2 separate regions of the Homo sapiens genome follow, and region 2 is linked to region 1. A link is an interaction called in ENCODE POLR2A ChIA-PET data of the cell type or tissue named here. Cell type or tissue: PC-3. All regions are shown on one strand. Each heading gives the region's core, and the rest is flanking DNA. Links, peaks and the distances in the headings are about the cores only. Region 1 overlaps ARL15 (ARF like GTPase 15). Region 2 has its middle 130 kb from the start of FST.

Region 1 (10,405 bases), core at 1,518-9,517:
TACTGATGGGATGTGAGTAATTTCAGAACTCATTTAGTACCATATCTAACTAGTACCAATTGAGTACTTTTTATCTGAAATGCGTGGGATCAGAAGTGTTTTGGCTTTTGGATTTTTGCAGATACTTTAACCGTTTGAGCATCCCCAATTCAAAAATCTGAAATCCCAAAACCTTCAATGAACACTTTCTTTGAGTGTCATGTTGACGCTCACAAAATTTTGGATTTTGGAGCATTTCAGATTTCGGAGCTTTGTGGATTTCGGAGCTTTGTGGATTTCGGATTAGGGATCCTCAACTTGTATTTTGAGAGGATTTCAAATCATGAGAAGGGTCCTTATTGCGAAGGCCAGTCTTTCACATGTTCACCCAGTTTTTTGAGTGCCTGGCACAATGCTAGGCATTGAGGATTTGATGGTGAACCAGAAACTTCCTAGTCTAGATGGCAGGGAGTGGGAATGGTGTTGGTAAACTCCTAAACGAACACTTGCAATACAGTATGTTAGGCAACACAATCTTTTAGGTGTTGTGAAAAGGACATAAGTAGGTTTCTGTGCAAGCGTGGATCAACGATACTTGATGTACCTTACAGTGGGACTTTTGATCCTTTTTAATTCTGCAAGTGTCCCCACTCTACCTGCATGTATACTCAGACATGTGCTTGTGGAAAATATTTTTTAATTTGAAGTAAATTAAAATTTTGATGATTTAATGACACCTTTTGAGCCAACTGATGACTTGAATATTACAAAGCAAAAAAAAAAAAATTATTGGCGATGTGTTTTTTTTTTTTTTATTTTTGAGATGGAGTCTCGCTCTGTCGCCCAGGCTAGAGTGCAGTGGCGCGATCTCGGCTCACTGCAAGCTCCGCCTCCCGGGTTCATGCCATTCTCCTGCCTCAGCCTCCCGAGTAGCTGGGACTACAGGTGCCCGCCACCACACCCGGCTAATTTTTTGTATTTTTAGTAGAGATGGGGTTTCACCGTGTTAGCCAGGATGGTCTCGATCTCCTGACCTCGTGATCCGCCTGCCTCGGCCTCCCAAAGTGCTGGGATTACAGGCCTGAGCCACCGCGCCCGGCCGATGATGTGTTAGAATTAAGTTCTACTCTCCAGTGAACAACAGTTCAAACAAGTTAGAAAGTTATTTCTGTCCCAGGGAAACAGACTTGCAGGTAAATAGTCTAGGGCTAGTATGGGGATTCCTAACCTTCCAGGACCCAGCCTCCCATCTCGTTGCTTCACCATCTGCAATGGTGGCTTAAACATCATTGTCCAAAATGGTTATTTGAGCTAAAGCCATCACTCCCACGTTTCAGACAGTAGAAAGGAAGAAGAGCAAAAAATATGCCCCCATTTTTTAAGGAAACATTCTAGAATTTAACTTCTTTTTGTCCTCATATTTCAGAACATAGACATATGGTCACACTTAACTACAAGTGAGGCTGGAAAACACATAAGCCTATGTACTCAGTTCTCTCACTACAAAAGAGAGGAGAATATATATTGGGGAACCCCTGGCAGCCTCTTCTACAGGGACACAGACTCCCTTATGCCAATCCAGAGAAACCAAAGACTTACTGAGCATTTCTTTGAGGTGATTCTTTACTCGTGTAAGTCTTAAGTGTATCATCTTAGCTACACTAACAATTGGGGGGTGGAAAAGAGTCTTTTCCAACTGATACATACCAATATTTTACTTCAGAAGAGATACCTGAACTGTATATTTCAGATGGCATTTTTAAAATCCAATGCCTAGGATAATAGGGTTAGTTACTTTTCCAAAAAAAAAAAAAATGGCATTCATAAAAGCCTTTTCCCTTGCCATTGCCCAAAGATAAGTCAATTTCCTATCTATTAATAGTTGTACAGCTAGTCTGTCTTTTTCGGATGTTATAAATTGACCTAAATGTCGTTTCCACCATGGAGGGTGCTAGAGGGATGGAGTCAAACACCTTTGATTGTAGAGTCAGAGGACCTCATCTGAGTCTTGATTCTGTCACTCACTAACTGCTGTATTACTTAGAAGAGTCATTAATGGCTTAGTTCCCCATCAATGACTATAAAAGTGGCACCTTGGTATTTTACCTCAGGATGATTGCTATGGATTAGATTAGAAAACTCTAACTTGAATGTCAAAATGAGTTCATTTCATCTCGGTCTTTGCCAGTCGTCAACATCAGGCCCCAAACCTTTGACAGAGTCAGTCTACCCTGAGTCAAGCGTTCCTGTTTCTGAGGATACCTTTTTAGCTCATGAAATGAGTTGATTACATTCTTTATTACAACAACCTGATCTGTTTCCTTTGCGAGTGATTTGGAAAACACTTTTCATTTAACTTTTACTCAAGGTTTTTCTTGTTCTTTGAAGTGACAGTTGGTCTGTGAAGTCGGCTTAATGTCAAAGTCAGGTTATTGAGTCAGCTGCTGAAGAATATAAACTTAAGATGGCTTTAGAGATAGCCACTCATTCTAGTGCTCTATGTTCCTAAAAAATATTCTCTGGCGGAGTGATACAGGAAGAAAGGGGCATCCTGCGAGACTCAAATTCACAGACTTGACTTGGAGCTGGTTTTAGAAGTCGGGAAGGTTTCACTCACCGTCGGCTTCCTCAGGGTTCCAACGGTTGCTGGGTTCTTTATTATTCTTATTGTTTTTTGTGATTGTTGTGTGTATTAGGGCCAGGTTTAGGCTAAAGAGTATTTCAGGCTCAGAAGCTGGAGCTAGCAGTGCTGGGGTCACGTGCAGTGTTTCCAGGGCACAAAGGGTCAACCCCTGAATCTGGGCTTATAAAAAATTGAGTGACTTTGGCATGAAAAATTAAGTGACTGGGTTGCTCCCTCGTTTTCCATTCCCATTTTGTTTTTTAACTTTGTTAAACTCAGGGGTGGGGTAACCATAATGCCAGGAAGGATGTTGGGGAGTTAGTGATATGGAAAGAATGGTCAGATGCTTTCCTTCATCCTTTGAATGCTCTTCCCTGCCCCTAAAAATATAAAGATTTAAAAATTATTATTATAGTAAACGTCCTCTGGTACTCTTGTGGATTTGTTTTTTCTATTTAAAATTCAAATCCCAGTGGAATTATTTTAGAGTAAGTAGTGAAGTAGGGATGCAACTTTGCTTTTCCCCCTCATATGGTTAGTTGGTTGCCCAGCCCCATTTGGTGAGTCATCCATCTGTTTCCCGCTTTTTGACATGCTACATTAACCGTAGATACGACAGTGATCATTTTTGGCTAAAAAATTATTTTTGAAGGTTTGGCAAATTCAAGACAAATTCTACAAAGGATCACCCGCATTTCTTCTAGTCAGCTGAAGTAGTGCCCTCAGGTGGTAACAGTCTTAAAAACACAGTTTGCATTCTCTGTGCCAGGTTTCAGATTGTGTTATTCTTGATGCGTTTTTACTGACTTTATTAATAGTCTTCTTTCCTTTTAAATAGACAATACTAATTTACATAAAATGCTACTGCTTTTTGTTATTCCCTGTATGTACTTAGATGTATTCCCCCTTTTTGGTGTCTATATTGATCTACCTGTCTGATCATGCATTGTCAGCATGCTGTTTCTATTAAGATAATTGTATAATGTTCTAATACTTCAGGGTACTTCTCTACCAATAGGGAAGTTGTATTAGTCCATTCTCATGCTGCTAATAAAGACATACTAGAGACTGGGTAATTTATAAAGAAAAAGAGGTTTAGTGGACTCACAGTTCCACATGGCAGGTGAGGCCTCAGGAAACTTACAATCATGGCAGAATGGGAAGGGGTAGCAAAGGCATGCCTTGCATGGTGGCAGGCAAGAGAGCATTTGCAGGGGAACTCCCCTTTATAAACCCACCAAATCTCTTGACACTTATTCACTATCACGAGAACAGCTGGGGGAAAACCCACTCCCATGATTCAATTACCTCCCACCAGGTCCCTCCCACAACACGTGGGGATTATGGGAGCTACAATTCAAGATGAGATTTGGGTGGGGACACAGCCAAACCATATCAGAAGTGAAAAGAGTGGAAAAGGAGAACAAACAATTCCTTTGTACACATCATTTTCACTCATGTTCCAATGATGTCGTACGGCCATACCTGGCTGCAAAGGAGTCTGGAAACTGCATTCTGTAGTTGAGTGGCTATGTGTCCAGCTAAATTTTATTCACAAGGAAGATACCAAGGTTCAGCATGCTCTGGTGGGACACTTTTCACTTTAGACAAATGTCTAAATACAAATATTAATGGAAGTAGGCTTAAAATAGATAAAAGATTAAAGAGTTTTAATTACTTGAAGAAAAGAAGGATTTTGTTTAAATGAATGTATGCACTGGGCAATATATGATTAGAGAGTGAAACACTGGCACATTATAAAGGACCAGTAGAATTTCACAGAAGTGTTGCCAATAGAAATTTATTTTTGGCCAGTCTGCTCCATCTACCTAAGTTGTTGACTTGAAGACATTGTGTGTTCAGATTAGAATGACAGACGAAGCATACATATTGTTTCTGTCTTTTTGCGTCTGATGCTCAAATTAAAATTGGATGAGTATGCTCCTTAGTGGTTGTAGTTTGGTAATACTACTGATTTGTGTGTGTGTGTGTGTGTGTGTGTGTGTGTGTGTGTGTCTGTGTTTAGTTTCAGTTCAACTCGGCCACTTCCAGTTGAGATTAATAAAGCCAGTTATTCACTTAAAGTACCTGTACCCACCAGGCTGTATGGCTGAGGCTAGATCTATAAAAACTCAAAGCTAGAAAATGCTTCCATAACTATGACAGTATCTCAGCACTTCAGAAATTATAGAATTTGAGAGTTTAAAAAGGAACATAGTTATCCGATCAGACACTATCAGTTGGAAGGAGTAGCTATCTCTGCCAGAGTTTAAAAGTGGCAGAGAGGATTTTATATACCACTTCAGCTTGCATTATCATCAGAGGAATCAGACATTGTGTTCTGGTGATAAAGCCATTTAAAAAATTTTCTTTTCCAGTCTAATGATTTAAAAACCAAATAGCTATATCAAATTTCTTATTGTTACTCAAACCTTTTAATGTCCTAGTTGATGAAATAACAATTCCCATTTCATACAGTTCTTTGAATTAATTATAACTGTAATTTCCTTAAAAATTCCATATTTGATTATTTTGAATTAAAAATGCTCACAGCATCTTAACAGTATAGAAGTATAGTCAAATGCCCTTCCATTATTTTTGCTACTAATGCATATTCCTTGCCAGAAATAACAAATGTTAATACTTTACTATAGCCCGGGGTGGTGGCTCACACCTGTAATCCCAGCACTTTGGGAAGCCAAGACAGGCAGATCATTTGAACCCAGGAGTTCGAGACCAGCCTGGGCAACATGTTGAAGCCCTGTCTCTACAAAAATTATAAAAATTAGCTGGGTGTGGTGGCACATGCCTATATTCCCAGCTACTTGGGAGGCTGAGCCCAGGAGCAAGGCTGCAGTGAGGCATGAGCGAGCCACTGTACTACAGCTTGGGTGACAGAGCGAGACCTTGTCTCAAAAAAAAAAAAAAGGTTTAACTATAGAATTAACGTGCATATGTGCTCATAAACATGGGTACACGTGCGTACATTTTTTAAAACATAAATTAGATCATGCCACCCGTTATTCTGTGACTACATTTTTTAGTTTAACCATATATTTCAGACTTCTTTCCATGTCATTACATTATTTTATCTGATAAGGTTGAGTGTATTTTTACACTGTTTTTCTTATGTCATCCTAGAGAAAGATGCATAGAATTAAATCCTTTTAACATTAACATACAGAGTTAAAAGTATACCCCAAGCATTGGTTCTTATCCTTCAAAGGTCCTTTTTCAGATTTTGTGAAGGCCATTGGAATGCCCAGGTTGTAAGTTGAGTGTAGTTTTAATATTTGGAAATTGAACTAATAATAATCCCAACTTTATCCATGTTAATGCTTCTATGTATTTAAAGTTATAAGTAGTTAATAAGACATAATTTGAACAGATTATTTTGGATAGCCGATGTATAATCAATTCATAGGAATTTAAGAAAGAAGTTTTTTGTGTGTGACCTCAGGTTTACTTTTGCATTTAGTTATGAACTACATTCAAACTAGATTTGGTTTCACATTTTCTTAGCTCTTTTAAAAACATATTATCAAAAAATTAAAATTAATTTCCCTATGCTCATATATTATTATTTTATAATCTGAATTTTCTGGGACGGAGTTGTAATTCTTCTGACAATCCAATAAATTTATTTTGTGTTCTGTGAGCTTACAAGTCCACTAGAGGGTGCATTTTACTCTTTTTTGACACAGACAGAAATTTAAGTCCATAATTTTGTTTCACTTTCACAGAGCTAGTTGGGTTAACAGCTTTGGAAAGCAAAGTCCCTTAAATTCTTAAACATGGACACTAGGAGACTGTTGTACAAAAACATAATTCATTAGTATAAAGCAACCATATCATTATTAAAATAGTGGCCTTACCAGTGGATGCTATTGTAGGATGCAGAAGGGAGCACGGTGGGGTGGGGATGTCTAGGGAAGCTTCATGGGCAAGATGGGATCTGTAGTGTTCAAACACCTGGTGAAGTCAAACTTTTTGGTCTCAGGACCCCTTTACACCATTGATAATTATTAAGGCTCCCAAATAGCTTTTATTAATGTGGGTATTGATATTTAATGTTCTAGCAATTAAAATTTTTTTTTTTTTTACTAATGCATTTAAAAATAACAATAGTAACGGGCCAGGCCTGGTGGCTCAAGCCTGTAATCCCAGCACTTTGGGAGGCTGAAACGGGCGGATCACCTGATGCCAGGAGTTCGAGACCTGGCCAACATGGAGAAACCCCATCTCTACAAAAATAAAAAAATTAGCCGGGCTTGGTGGCACGCGCCTATAATCCCAGCTACTTGGGAAGCTGAGGCAGGACAATTGCTTGAATCAGGGAAGCAGAGGTTGCAGTGAGCTGAGATCTTGCCGTTGTACCAGCCTGGCAACAGAGCGAGACTGTCTCAAAAAATAAATAAAAATAAACCCATTACATGTTAATATGAATAACATTTAAATGAAAAAGAACTATATTTTCCAAAACAAAAATTAGTGAGAAAATGGCATTGTTTTACCTCTTTGCAGATCTTTTTAATGTCTGGGTTAATAGAGGGCAGCTAGAGTCTCATATTTGCCTCTGCATTTAATCTGTTGTGTGTTTTGGTTAAAGTATGTGAAGAAAATTCAACCCCACGCAGCTATGAAGTTGGAAAAGAATATTTTAATAGCCTTTTCTGATAATTGTGAGTAGTCTTCTGTGATTCTATATCTAAACAATCAAATGGTAGTTCCTTAGGGGCTAGTTGCCATGTGGAACCTGAAACCATATCAGTGAACTTATTCTAGTTAGTTATGTTAAAAGCCAGTAGTCTCTCTTGGACCTTGAAAGACTCTTTTGCTCAGGCATGACTTTGTAATATTACACATTGGTCTTGGAAAATATTGGTTCATCTAGTTATGTAAATCTTCCAAATGTTAACACAATATCAGTCTTGTAAATATGTCAAGTTCATGATGGCAGATACAAGTTTTCTAAGAATTTAATTTTCATTTGAAAGCTTGAATTTTATCACTGGCAACAAATACTAACAGTTGTTTTCCTTGAATTGACATGCCCACTTCATTTATTTTTAAGAAAATATCTGTGAAATACCCAAGTTCGAATAATTATAGTTTGCCTGTAAGTCATTTTTTCAAGTAAAAATGGTGTTCCATGAAAAGAGAAGTTAGTTAGGTTCACGAGTACTTTTCCTTGAGACAACCCTTAGACTTTTACATAGAGCAGAAATGTTTTGTATGTATTTCATCACACAGAATAGTAACGTGTCAAGATTTAATAAAATTGATAGTTTACTGCTTCATCAAGGCCATTTTTATGTAAAACACAATGGCAGCTGGTAGAGTTTGGTGCCACCAGCATGATTTGTGCTAAAGGGCCAGCAGTTTCACTCACTCACTCTCTCCATCAATGTTAATGCAAACACAATGCAAGAGGTAAATAATGTCTTAGTATGATGACATTAGTTTTGATCCTGCAGATCCTCTGAAAGGGTCTTGGGGACCCTCAGGAGTCCATGCACACATTGAAAACGGCTGGACTAGGAGAAGCATAGAACTGGGTGTTGTGAAGCCATTGCAAACAAGGATGGTGTATGAGGGCAGGGGTGAACATGAGTGTCAGCCGAACAAGGGGCTGAGGGTAGACTCCAATTGATGGCTCTTGTGGGAATAGAGGAAATCAGAGGAGAAAAGAATGTGTCTTGAAGGCAGAGCAGACCGGAGAGGTCCCTGAACACAAGTTCTGAGAAGCAATTTTGTGGCTTTCCTGGTAGGTGGGCATGCGTCTTTAATTAAGCACCCCTGCCCTTCCCACTCTGCCCTGTTTCTCCCATATTTCTACCTGTTGGTTCTATTTTTACCCCCAAATGCAGCATAAGGCTCTGCTTTCTCCTGTGCAGCCTTTCAAATATGAACTTAGGGTCTTGAGGCCCAGTGGAAGGGAGCTTCGAATGTCAGAACAACTGGAAACTTTTTTCCATAGATAGTAAGGAGCCATTGCTTACTCTGGTCTCTCCTTCCCTTCCTGTTTTTCTGCCTACCTTTTTGAGAATGGCATTTGACAATGATATTTATTGAAAGAGCACTATGTATTAATAGTGCTCTTGGGTTATGTTAGGGTTGCAGCCGTGAACAGACAGCCTCAGTACCTGCTGTCAAAGAGCCAAGAATCTAGTAAAGGATACAGGCAAATGTGGTCAGGATCATGGGAACATTTGGTGAGGGCCTCTAATCCCAGAGGGGAAAGGGCTTGCAGGTCAGATTGCAGGACTTTTTGGAAGAACTAAGACTATGGAGGCTGAGACTTAAAGAGTGAGGGGTTAGTTAAGCAAAAGGTATAGGGAGCCTAAGGAAAAGGAGAGGGTTCTGGAGAGGGCTCCACAAGGATTTGGATTTAGAGACAGCACATGAGCAGTCAGTGTGGCCGCAGCGTAGACTGCTAAGTGGTCAGGCCTTCACTTGAGATTGGAGAGGGAGTATGGACTGAATTGTGTCTCCCCAAGTTCATATGTTGAGGCTCTGTCCCCCAGTGACTACGTTTGGAGATAGGGTCTATATGGAGGGAATTAGGGTTAAATGAGGTCTTAAAAGTGGGGCCCTAATCTGATACTACTAGTGTCCTTATTTTAAAAACACCAGAAAGCTCCCTCACTCTCCACACTCATGCACCAAGGAAAGGCCATGTGAGGACAAAGTAATGGTTTGCTAGCCAGAAATAGAGCCCTCATCAGAAACTGAACCCTCTCAAACTTTGATCTTGGACTTTCCGACCTGCAGAACTGTGAGAAAATACATTTCTGTTGTTTAAGCCACCCAGGGTCTTGGTATTTTGTCATGGTAGCCTAAGCTAAGATAAGGAGTTACCACCCAGAGAAGCTGATGAGCTCTGCCAGCCTTGTTAAGGAGCTTGGTTTTTATTTTGAGGGTTTTGGTGAGACATCAAAATGTTGTAAGAAGCAGAGTGAAAGATTATTCAAGGTGAAGTGTGAGGGATGGATTGACTGGGGCTGTGCAGATAAGAGTGTTATGAGAGAGACAGAGAAGTGGATGTTATAGGCTGGATGAGGGTGGCAGAAGTGGGCAGTGGGGATTGAGAGAAACTTGGTTTCGAGAAACAGTTTAATAGTTTTGTAGACTTGAAAATTGGTGACTGGATGGGTCAGTGAAGGAGAATGAGGAGTCAGGACTTCCAGGTTTCTAGGTGGGTGATCCTTGTTCACTGAACTAGAGAACAGCAGAGCAGCAAGTTGAGAGGAGCCAAGGGTGCATTTGGTTTTCATCATGATGAGTTTAATGTGTTTGTGGGATATCCACGTGGAAACATTCCCCAAGCAACTGGCTTATACAGTGCTGGAGACCAGAAAGAGCAGGGGAAAGAGGGAGAGAGAGAAAGAGGAACAGAGAGCAGGAGAGAGAAATGGGCTACTGATCTAGGTAAAAATGCTATTAGTGAGATTCTGTAGTGGCAATGGCCAAATCACTTAATTCCTCTCAATATTTCTTTCATCTCCTGTAAAATAGAAATAGTATTTTTTTTGCTTACCTACCAAGCTGTTATATACTCAAAAATAAAACTAAAATAGAAAATATGGCAAAAGCACATTGTAACTACAAAGGACTGCACATATTTGAGTAATTTATTATACTGGGATCTCTAAGGGAAAATGCTGGATGCATAGGAACAAGAAAAAGGCCCTAGGGAGTGAGAACCTGGATGAGGGCGCACAGAGGGAGAGGACAGGATTACAGGGAAGACTTGCTCATACCTCACAGAGGAGGAGAGGGTCCAGATGACACCTTTTCCAA
Region 2 (10,405 bases), core at 897-8,896, 890 kb after region 1:
CAGCGTGCCCTGGACATTAGGGGTTCTGGTTTATACTTCATGGTTTATTTTTTGTGGCTATATATTTCTTACATTTTGTTCATGTGCCCTTGGACTTCTCAGGAAAAGCTTAACAGCTCATTTTTATAAATCAATAAATAAGTAACTAATACATCATGGATCAAAGTCCACAATAGCAGCACTGTAGAGAGATTTATATTGTCCTAGGCACTTATGCACTTATAATGATGATATCCTTGGACCCAAGGCCTAACACATTTTTCATTAGAACTATTAGATTCCATACAAGATCAACAATGACAAACACTCTAGTGAAAATGATGAAAATTTAACAGGCTTCTTTTACAGACTTCAGAGTTTAGTGTTCTCATGTCCTCCTCTGTGGCCTGACTTCTTTCTATATTTCAGAATTCTCTTGTTTGATTTCCAAAAGCTACTCTGTTAATACCTCTTAAATTTAGAGGCATAATTGAAGAAGAATGAAACTTGGAGTTCCCAAATCTTTAACGACCCTCCCAGGAGCCAGGTTAGAAACTCTACCCAGGAGTAAGTATGCCTATCACTCTACATGCTCCAGGTTAAACTTTAGAACCTGTAGTTCAAGAGACGATTTTACCTCTTGTAAAATCTACCAAGTGTTCTTCGGGAAGAGAAGAGGGAGGTTTAGAGGGGCACTGCTTAGGAGTTGTAATGTGGAACATACCCTTTGCATCTGTGGATATTCATCTGCCCTGTTTAGCACTCTCTCAGCTCCTGACATAGTGCCTGGCACATGGGAGAACTCACACATTATTTGTCAAATTCATGAATGAATAAATGCAAATGTTGAAAGCAGGTAGAAAAACCAATAATTTAGTAGGTAGTATTAAATTTCTAACTTATACACATATTACCTATATTTCAAAGCAAAACAAAGGAACATTTGTTGAACAAAGAAAAATAAAGGCCTGACGCAGTGGCTCACGCCTGTAATCCCAGCACTTTGGGAGGCCGAGGTGGGTGGATCACCAGAGGTCAGGAGTTCGAGACTAGCCTGGCCAACATGGTGAAACCTTGTCTCTACTAAAAAATACAAAAATTAGCCTGGCGTAGTGGCATGAACCTATAATCCCAGCTACTTGGGAGACTGAGGCAGGAGAATCACTTGAATCCTGAAGGCGGAGGTTGCTGTGAGCTGAGATTGTGTCATTGCACTCCACCCCAGGTGACAAGAGTGAAACTCCATCTCAAAAAAAAAAAAAAAAAAGAAAGTACAAAGAAACAGGAAAAATGCAGGAGAGGCATACGGTGAACAGAGAGAAGAAACAAGATTACAACACTTTATTCTGATAATGTGACTGAATGTTATGGTATGCCAATGTGCTTAGTGTTCTTGTAAATAGTTTCGTTTTGACATTTTATGATCAGTAGAACTGGGCAGACATAAGCAAAATTATGGTCATTGAAATTTGTCCCAAAATCACCTTTAGAAACTTCCCTTTCATTGTTTCATTTCCTGAAAATAATAATAATATCAACAGCAATAAATATAACTCACAATTTTGAAGCCTTACTCTGAAGCCATACTATGAGCCTAAGGATGCTGTTTATATAACTGCCCTGAATTCTCATGACAACCCTATGAAGTAGGTGCCATTATTCCTCCCATTCGACAGATGAGATGAGGAGGCTTAAAGAAGTCAAGTTTCTTTGCCCAAGATCACACAGCATGCATGTGGCAGATTTGGACCCAGGTGGTCTTCACTCATACCCTCTGCTGGGTGCCCAGTGTCCTTAAAGCATCCTCTTGGTGCCTACAGCCCAACCCCCACTATAGTGCTTCCTCTGGCTCTGAAGCTTCAGGAGTCCTCTAGCATACCTGGATGGGTTCTACCTACTGAATATTTGTGTCCCCTTCCCCTGAGTTCATATGTTGAAATGCTGATTTCCAATGTGATGATATTTGAAGGTGCGGCCTTTGGGAGGTGATTAGGTCATAAGGATGAAGCCCTCATGCATAGGATTAGTGACCTTATAAAGGAAACTCTAGAGAGCTCTACTTATCCCTTCTATGTCAATACACAGAGGGAAGACTGCCATTTCTGAACCAGGAAATGGGCCCTCAACAGATGCTGAATCTGGTGGTACTTTGATCTTGGGGGTCCCAGCCCCCAGAACTGTGAGAAATAAACTTCTGTTGTTTATAACATTTAAGCTATGGTATTCTGTTATAGCAGCCCAAAAGAACAAAGATTAAGGAATTTTCTAATCTCCTGCCCTTTGAAACTTGTCTGTTTTATGTAATTTGGAGCCTACTGTGAGGAATAAATTATTGCTAATGGGTTAAAAGCTGAGAATGAGTTAATCTGTAATTATTCCAAGGAAATTCATTTATGTATTTAACAGAGGCTCCCTGAAGAGTGTGCTTTGCCCAAAGGAAGGACTACACTATTGAGAAGTTCTGACAGTTGGCATATCTCTGAAGAAGGGCACCAATTTGGTCAGGCTGTCTTTTTGGTGCCCTTGACTTCATGGTAAAAAAGCAGATGCCTTTTTGGCTTATGCTCTGGGAAGATGTGACAAGGGAGAGAATGTTGCATGTTCCTTCATTATTTACAAGTAATTCTAGTCATGCTCGTTCGTATGTATGTACTCATTTCACCTTTTGGTTATGAGGGAGAGCACCTAGGAAAGTTTTGGCTTGTATCCCCTGGGGTTTCTCAGGAAAATGGGTAGTTTGAAGGAAAAAAGACTGCTTGCTCATTTTGATTGACATTTGTGCTGATGCAGCAAGCAAACAAGCTTCTCAGTGGGTGAGTGTGTTCCGAATCAATGTCAAAATTCTTCCTTATAGTATTGCCTGTTGTAGTATACGTGTGTGGATGGAGGAAGAGAGATAGGAAAAGAAAAAAAAAGAAAAAGGATTTTTTTAAAACCCTGAATTTATTTAATTTGCAACTGAGTTTACATCCGTGCTTTTCTTTAAGGCATACCATAAATAAAAATTTCAATCTTGAATTAATTGATTTTGACTCTAACTCTATATATAGTCCAATAGTCATGTTGGAAAACTCAGAATAAAGCACAAATGGTAGAAAGAACAGTGATCTTTGAGTCAGAGGTCTGGGTTTTTGGATTCATCCTGCTGTATCCTAGCTTTGAGCACTTGGGCATTAATATGGTTTGCCTCTGTGTCTCCATCCAAATCTCATCTTGAATTGTAACCCGCAGGTGTTGAGGGAGAGACCTGGTGGGAAGTGATTGGATCATGGGGGCAGTTCCCTGCATGCTGTTCTTATGATAGTGAGTGAGTTCTCATGAGACCTGATGGTTTTATAAGTGTTTGGTAGTTCCTTTCTTGCTTATTCTTTCCTTGCCTGCCACCATGTAAGAAGTGACGGTTTCTCCTTCCTCCATGATTGTAAATTTCCTAAGGCCTCCCCAGCCAAGCAGAACTGAGTCAATTAAACTTCTTTCATTTATAAATTGTCCAGTCTCTGGTAGTATCTTTATAGTAGTATGTAAGTGGACTAATACAGGTGAGCTAACTCATCTCTCTGATACCTGATATCTGAAACCCTCTAAGTTTAGACATCCTTTAATTCTATAATTAATGATGTAAATCTTTGCCATTCATAATCCTGTACTTCAAGGATCTCGCCAGTGGTCTTAGGTTAGATTCCACAGTTGCAGATTACAAGACAAAGATTTTAAAAGGAACTAATTTTTTAAAGGCAAGTGATTTTTAAAGGAAGTGTCACAGGGAAGTTCAGGGAATGAATGGGAAGCAGGACAGGAAGTAGGAAGCCAAACAAAGATCCATCTCAAGGTTCTGCTGAACATTTCATCAGCCTTATCCACAGGGGGGCTCTGGAGTGCAAGTTGTGCCACAGAGTTGTCATGACACATCCAGGGGAGCTGGGTTTCCTACCCCTGCACTCCTTGAAGGCCATTTTGTCTCCTCTGCTCTCTCTCTCTCAATCACTTGAATTTTGGGTTTCTCCCAAGCATGCATGCGAAGAGACTCTAGTAGCCTGAGCAGTTCTTCTAAAAAGAGTAGGTGCTGGTTATTGGAAGTGAAGTATTACCAACGGAGAATGGCACACAAAAATGGAGAATGATTTGAGGAGATCTGGGCGGAACACTATTTTACTCTATGCTACTGTACACTGTGAGAAGACTCATGACATGACTAACTGACTGTCAACATTAAATATACAGGGAGAGAAAGATGGTAAACAAGGCTTAGAAAGAAACCACTTGAGGCTAAATACCATTGTCAGACCAAATCACTTCTTATCCTCAGGTCTGATTGCTTGCAGAGCTACAGGACATAACAAAGGGCACCAACAGTATCTGCTACTATGTGGAACTCAGATTCCCTCTTAGTTCTGTATGTTTAACATTTTTCACATTACTTATAAAGCAGAGATAACATTAGGGTAAAAGTTACCTGCTCTTTCTGTATGGAGTCCAGAATCTTATAAATGAGAATATGGTAAAAGGTAAATTGCACGAAGGGTAAAAACAAACTAACAAAAAGATCACGAAGGGAATCTACAAATATCCAAATATTCTTAAAAGCAAAGACATTTATGTTCAATTTTCAGGTTATGGTTTTATCCCTCCTCAGGCATACTTATTTTTTTAATGAGCTACTTAATTTTCTTGCAAGACACCTACATACTTAAAATGTTTCCCTTATGAATCAATTTTTTATTTGACAGAAGTGAAGATACTTGTGCCCATAAAAAATGCCATGTGTTTTTGAAGTGTTAGAAAAAACAGCTCTTTGGCACTAAACAAAGCTGAGGCAGGAACGCAGGACAGCAGCTGCAGAATGACAGAAAAAAATGTAAGATAATGAGCCATGTGAGAGAATGTATAATTTAATGTGGGGCCTCGAAGCAAAGGGAGGGAGGAGGACCGTAAATGAGAAAACAGTTAAAAATAGTGACTAAAATGACTTTAAATCCGATAAAACAGAAAATGAATCAATTAGTGCTTAAGCGTTGGAGGAGGCATGATGTTGTGAGAGAATCTGGAAAAGGCTGACAGATTTTTAGTCTATGAATTTAAATTCATAGGACCAACAATTTCTCTGCCTAGAGAGATTTACATGCTGTTTTTTCTTCTCATACTAGTTTACAAAATGACTTCCTTTCTATTCCACTTTCTGAGATGTGAGGCAATCTGTTAGAAAAGCCTCAGTTTTCAGTTTTCTGAAAACATTCCCCAAGATGTATGGCAAAATGTGTTTAAGTTTTAGAAAATTCCCGTAACTCCTGCTAAACTGTGGCTCTCTCTGCATATGGATATTAGAGGTGCTTTTTAGGAGTTGACTGAGTTGGCTCTTTGTGGCAGGTTGATGGAATTCTGGAAAATAGCATGTGGCCCTCTCTGATGCCTTTTTACTTCTTCCTGGCATTTAATTATATTATCCACTTCCCTGTGTATTCGATCCTCTAACAATAACATCCAGAGTCTTCCTGGTGAGTGCTTATTCCGTGGGAAGTTATGGAAAGCTTTTAAAAACTTGAAAGCTTTGAAGAACAGCTTGGCTAGCTGTCTTCCTGGAATGGTTTAACTGATGCTTGCCTTGATGGAAGAGGCCTAGACAACTTCTAGTAACCCTTCCCATTTCTAGGAAAAGAGTGTGTTGTCCATAACAAATACTTACTCACTGCTGTTGGAATATATGAAGGGATAAAACAGTATGAAAATGAGGTTCAGGGGTTAGGCCCCAGAAAATGACATTTTCACCTTAGAATTTGGGGACCATAAGAAACCTTTTATTTTGAACTAAAAATTCATTCTAACAAATATTTTTTCTTACTTGTAAGTTTCTACATTTTCATAATTCTAGCCCTGAATCCATCTTATAATAGATGTGTACTTCTAATGAGTTAACTTTCCAGTTTTTTTCCCCAATTTTCCCCTAAATTGATGGTATTTATAACAATCAACTTAGCCCTGAGGAAGCATGAGAGATAACATGTTTCTAAGAACTCAGAAATTGTTCCAACCTTATCTCGTTTATTGCAAGAATATATTTTGTAGAGAAATATGTATCCGAATTTTGTGACCAGCTTTGGTTTTCAATCCTTAGCTATTTATATTGAAGTAGTATTTCTAAAATAAGGTTTATGAACCCACTGCCTTGGAATCACCTTGAATGCTTCTTAAAATTCAGTTCCTTGGACTTCTTAAAATTCAGATTCCTGGACTCCAAAACAAACCAATCAAATAGAATTAGAGGGCTTGAGCCTTGAAATCTGCATTTTCCCCAGCTCCCGTGGTAATTCTTCTGAATGTGAAAAGTTGGGAGCTACTGGCCTGAGTGCAGAGTGAACCCCAGGCAAAATTGTGCAGTAGTCTTCAGTGAGGTTTGACTGCTTTTGTGTGTTCCTGCATTGCCTTCTGCCCCTCTGCTTGTTATTTCCATCCTTCAACATGCAATTCTGTAATGCATCAATGACTTGATTTGCTGCCCATCCTGATTTGTGTATTTTAAAAAACAGGACTTCTGAGGACAGCCTAAATGACTGCCTCTGTAATGACTGCCTCTGTAATGGTGGACTTTTAGCCACTGTGACAACGGAGTTTTTTGGGGCCAGAGAAACTTCCCAGCAACCATCACATCACTAGCGGAACTCACAAATGAATTTACCTACTCTCCAAGTGGCTTTTCTTAAGCCACTTTGTGTAAAGTCCCCGGAAGCAGGCACCTGGATAAGGGTGAGGGAACACTACAACAGCAATCTTTTAACTCCCACTGTCTCTTTAAAAGTTTTGAATTAGGGAAAATTCTTTCCCTCCACCAGAGGAAAACTTGCACAGTTCCATGACTTATTTGGTCCTTAAAGTGAAAAAAAAAAAAAAATACAGTCTCAATGGAGACATTTACTGTGTCTAGTTTCAGGTAATAATCAAAACTTAGAAGTTGATTTAAAACTAAATCTTCCTTTCTACCCAGCTAGGCCTTGCTTTGGGCTGTCTCCTTGGAGTGGCCTTTCTCTTCTTTTTTCCCATCTGGCATTTCTCTTTCTTTCCTAGCATGATAACTGTTATTTCTTATCCTGCCAGGCTTGGGCCAAGGGGATATTGGAGAATTCAGAGGGATAGGAAGGTTCTTACTTGACTGGTAGGGTTCTGAGATGGTTGGGCATTCTGAACCTGGAATGCTTCACCTAGTTCTTCTGAAACTGCCACTGGGTACCTTTGACTGCATGCCTTGTGATATGGGTGATGCATTTTTCTCAAGTTGTCTGTTCCCTCCTTAGTCCATGATTTTCTCCCCTCTCTCCTTCTTTTGCTAACTCTCTTTTCCCTCCTTTCTTCTTCTCTTTCTTTTTAGAATCTTTTTTCCTTGTTGGATCACTCCACCCAGACTGGCTTACCATGAGACAGTCCTCTTGAGAAGTATTTTATATGGCTTAAAAATCAGTTTTCTCTCTTATTTGTGTCAATGTGCATGCCTCTTTTACCTCAACAAGTTCTGGGGATGTAGGCAGATTCCAGTACAGCTGCAGCCTCTCCTTTGCCTTGGACTAGCCAGCTAGCTGTTTCAGTTACCTATTGCTGTGTAACCAACAACTCACACAGTGGCTTCAAGTAATAGTGACTTATCATGTCTTAGAGTTCTTTGGGTAGGCTGGTTGGGTTTTCTACCAGTTTTTCCTGGGCTTACTCATGAGCTGGATTCAGCTGGAGGGTTGACTGGGCTGAACCCTCTCAGTTTATACATCTAAAGTTAATGCTGGCCATTGACTGGGGTGCCTCTCCTTGCCCTCTATCCCCACCCCACCCTGTGTTTTTCATCCTCTGGCAGGTGAGATTGATTTCCTAAATGGTGGTCTTGATGCACTGCCCAAGAACCAGCAGTGGAAATTGCAAGGCTTCTTAAGGCCCACACTTTTAAGTCACATTACATCACTGTTAGCAAATTTTTTGGTCAGGACAAGTCTAAAGACCAGCCCAGATTCAAGGGCTGAGGAAGTAGACTTCATGTCTTGATGGAAGAAGTAACAAAATCACAATGCAAAAGAGCTTGAATATATGATGAAAGGAATTTGTGGTCATATTTTGTAATCCACTACACCAGCTTTTTAGTTTTCCAGATATATGCCAAACACTAGTTCAATGGGTCCCTGTAACTGCAGAAGACATGTGTGGAGCTCTCTGAGTGATTCTGTGGAATAAACTCCCTTACGCTGGGCTTGAGGGCAGGCAAGATGAAGGGTAGAAGGGCACACAGAGCTGCTCATTCAAAAGAAATACTCTGCAAACATCCTTCTAATTTCTAATGTCCCCATCCTTTCACACCATCATTGTGGGTGAGGTGTTTAAGAGTTAAGTAACACGATTGCAGATGACTCTTTTGTAAGCTCTTTACCTCCTTTAAAATGCAATATTTATTGTCTTCGGTGTCTTAGCCATAAATTTATTTTAGCATTTTCTTATACTTGAAAAGGATTTCCAGTGGGAACATCTCTAACTTCTGAGCAAACAATAACTACTAGTGCAGCTTTGTTGTCATATGGGTCAAAGTCTGACTCTCATATTTGCTGATTACTTCTTCCCACTGAGCCTTAAATGATCATGTCTGCAATGGGACTAATGAAACATACATCATATAAGGCTGTTTTGACAATCCCATTTCTTTCTTTTTTTTTTTTTTTTTTGACAGAGTCTCACTCTCTCCCTCTATTGCCCAGGCTGGAGTGCAGTGGCGTGATCTTGGCTCACTGCAACCTCTGCCTCCCGGTTTCAAGCAATTGTCCTGCCTCAGCCTCCTGAGTAGCTGGGACTACAGGCACGTGCCACCATTTCCTGCTAATTTTTGTATTTTTAGTAGAGATGGGTTTTCTCCATGTTGGCCAGGCTGGTCTTGAACTCCTGACCTCATGATCCACCCACCTTGGCCTCCCAAAATGCTGGGATTACAGGCATGAACCACCGTGCCCAGCCTCATTTCTCTTTTCCTGTGAATTATCTACTGTGCCTACATGACCCACTTCTTGCTAATTACATGTAAGATGAAGTTTGTTTGGGGTTTCCACAAAAGGCTTGAAAGAAGATGGCTCTTTCCTTTGACCCTCTTTCTTTGTTTTCCTAGTTTAGATGCTACTACGTAAGGACATGATATCTAGAGCTCAGACAGTCATCTCTTGACTAAGAGGTGACAAGTCTAAGGGCCAAAGGCCAATTCATGGAGAAGAGTGGAAATGTGGGATTGGAAGAAGATCCTGGCTGAGCCACTGAACTAATCTGGAAATGCCACTCCTAGGATTCTTATTATGTGAGAGAGAAAAATGTTTTTATTATTTTGTTACTGATGGTGGAGTATTTTACCTGCAACTTAAAGCATCTTCATTGATATAGTGGCTACTGTTATGGTAGGGAATAAATTAGTACTCAACTTTTTCAGATGAATTAAAAAAATAAGTAAAATGAGACTGTGAGAGTTAAATATGTTAAATGAGGCTTGCTATTAATTAGTAGAAGATAGATGCCTGACCTCTAACTCCAAAAAACATTTCTAATCAGCTTTTAAAAATGAGCACCTACTAATGAAGTCCCTAGAAAGCACCTTCTTCCATGCCCTATGTTCTTGATGTCTGTCCCTTTCTATTTTTACTTTTTTTCTAGCAAGTTGTCTGTATAAGATTTTGTAGCCTGGAAATAAATATTTGTAATATGTAAATATATGTGTGGTTTTTTTTTCCCCAGGCTGAGTGCAGTGCGTGATCATAGCTCACTGTAACCTTGAACTCCTGGGCCCAAGCAATCCTCCCACCTCAGCTTCCCAAGTAGTGTGACTACAGGGGCATGCCATGACACTTAATTATTATTATTATTATTATTTGTAGAGATGGGGTCTTGCTATCTTGCTGTGTTGCTAGTGCTAGTCTTGAAATTCTGGCCTCAAATGATGCTCCTACCTCGGCCTCACAAAGTGTTGGGATTACAGGCATGAGTCACTGTGCCTAGCCAAATATTTTTTACTTAACCAAAAATTGAGATATATGTTCTGAGAAAGTGATCTTGGAAAAGTTGCTTAAATTATCTGTGCCTCAGTTTTCTCAGATAATTATAAAATAGGGATAATAATAGCACCTACTTTATTTCTTGTTATGAGGATCAAATAAGGTATGGGCATTTAGAACAGTGGCTGATACATGGCAACTTCTCAGTGAACTTCAGCAAACATTATTATGGGAGAAATGAAACAGGCCATTCAGGTTCAGTTCAGCCAAGGAAAACTTAATTCTTTCGATTTCACTGTGATTTTTTTAGCTGTTATTTTTATGTTGGAATTAATCTTTAAAAATTATTTGTCCTCTTTCCTTATTTGGAAAGATTTTACAAGATATTATTTTTTATTGTCTATCCTAGAAAGAGAAACTTATGATGTTTAGAGATA

Evidence for each region. ChIA-PET counts read pairs that join two places held together with the same protein. Peaks named below come from ENCODE experiments on the same cell type or tissue, not always from the same donor. Only the 100,000 strongest peaks of a DNase experiment are listed, where the experiment ranks them.
Region 2: POLR2A ChIA-PET joins it to region 1 with 5 read pairs; 2 of 35 experiments call an interaction of 5 or more read pairs at or near these places.

Annotation. Positions count from the first base shown.
Region 1 is chr5:54,230,621-54,241,025 of GRCh38, reverse strand. All of the region lies in intron 1 of ARL15 (ARF like GTPase 15), which reads left to right. Among named protein-coding and RNA genes, the nearest start is that of ARL15, 75 kb to the left of the region's middle. In PC-3, for the core only: a CTCF peak has its summit at 6,283 (motif pointing right); no DNase peak of the experiment used is centred there.
Region 2 is chr5:53,344,990-53,355,394 of GRCh38, reverse strand. No RefSeq gene overlaps it. Among named protein-coding and RNA genes, the nearest start is that of FST, 130 kb to the left of the region's middle. RefSeq lists an enhancer at 3,647-4,246. In PC-3, for the core only: no CTCF peak of the experiment used is centred there; a DNase peak (open chromatin) is centred at 4,214; H3K27ac peaks cover 4,722 bases.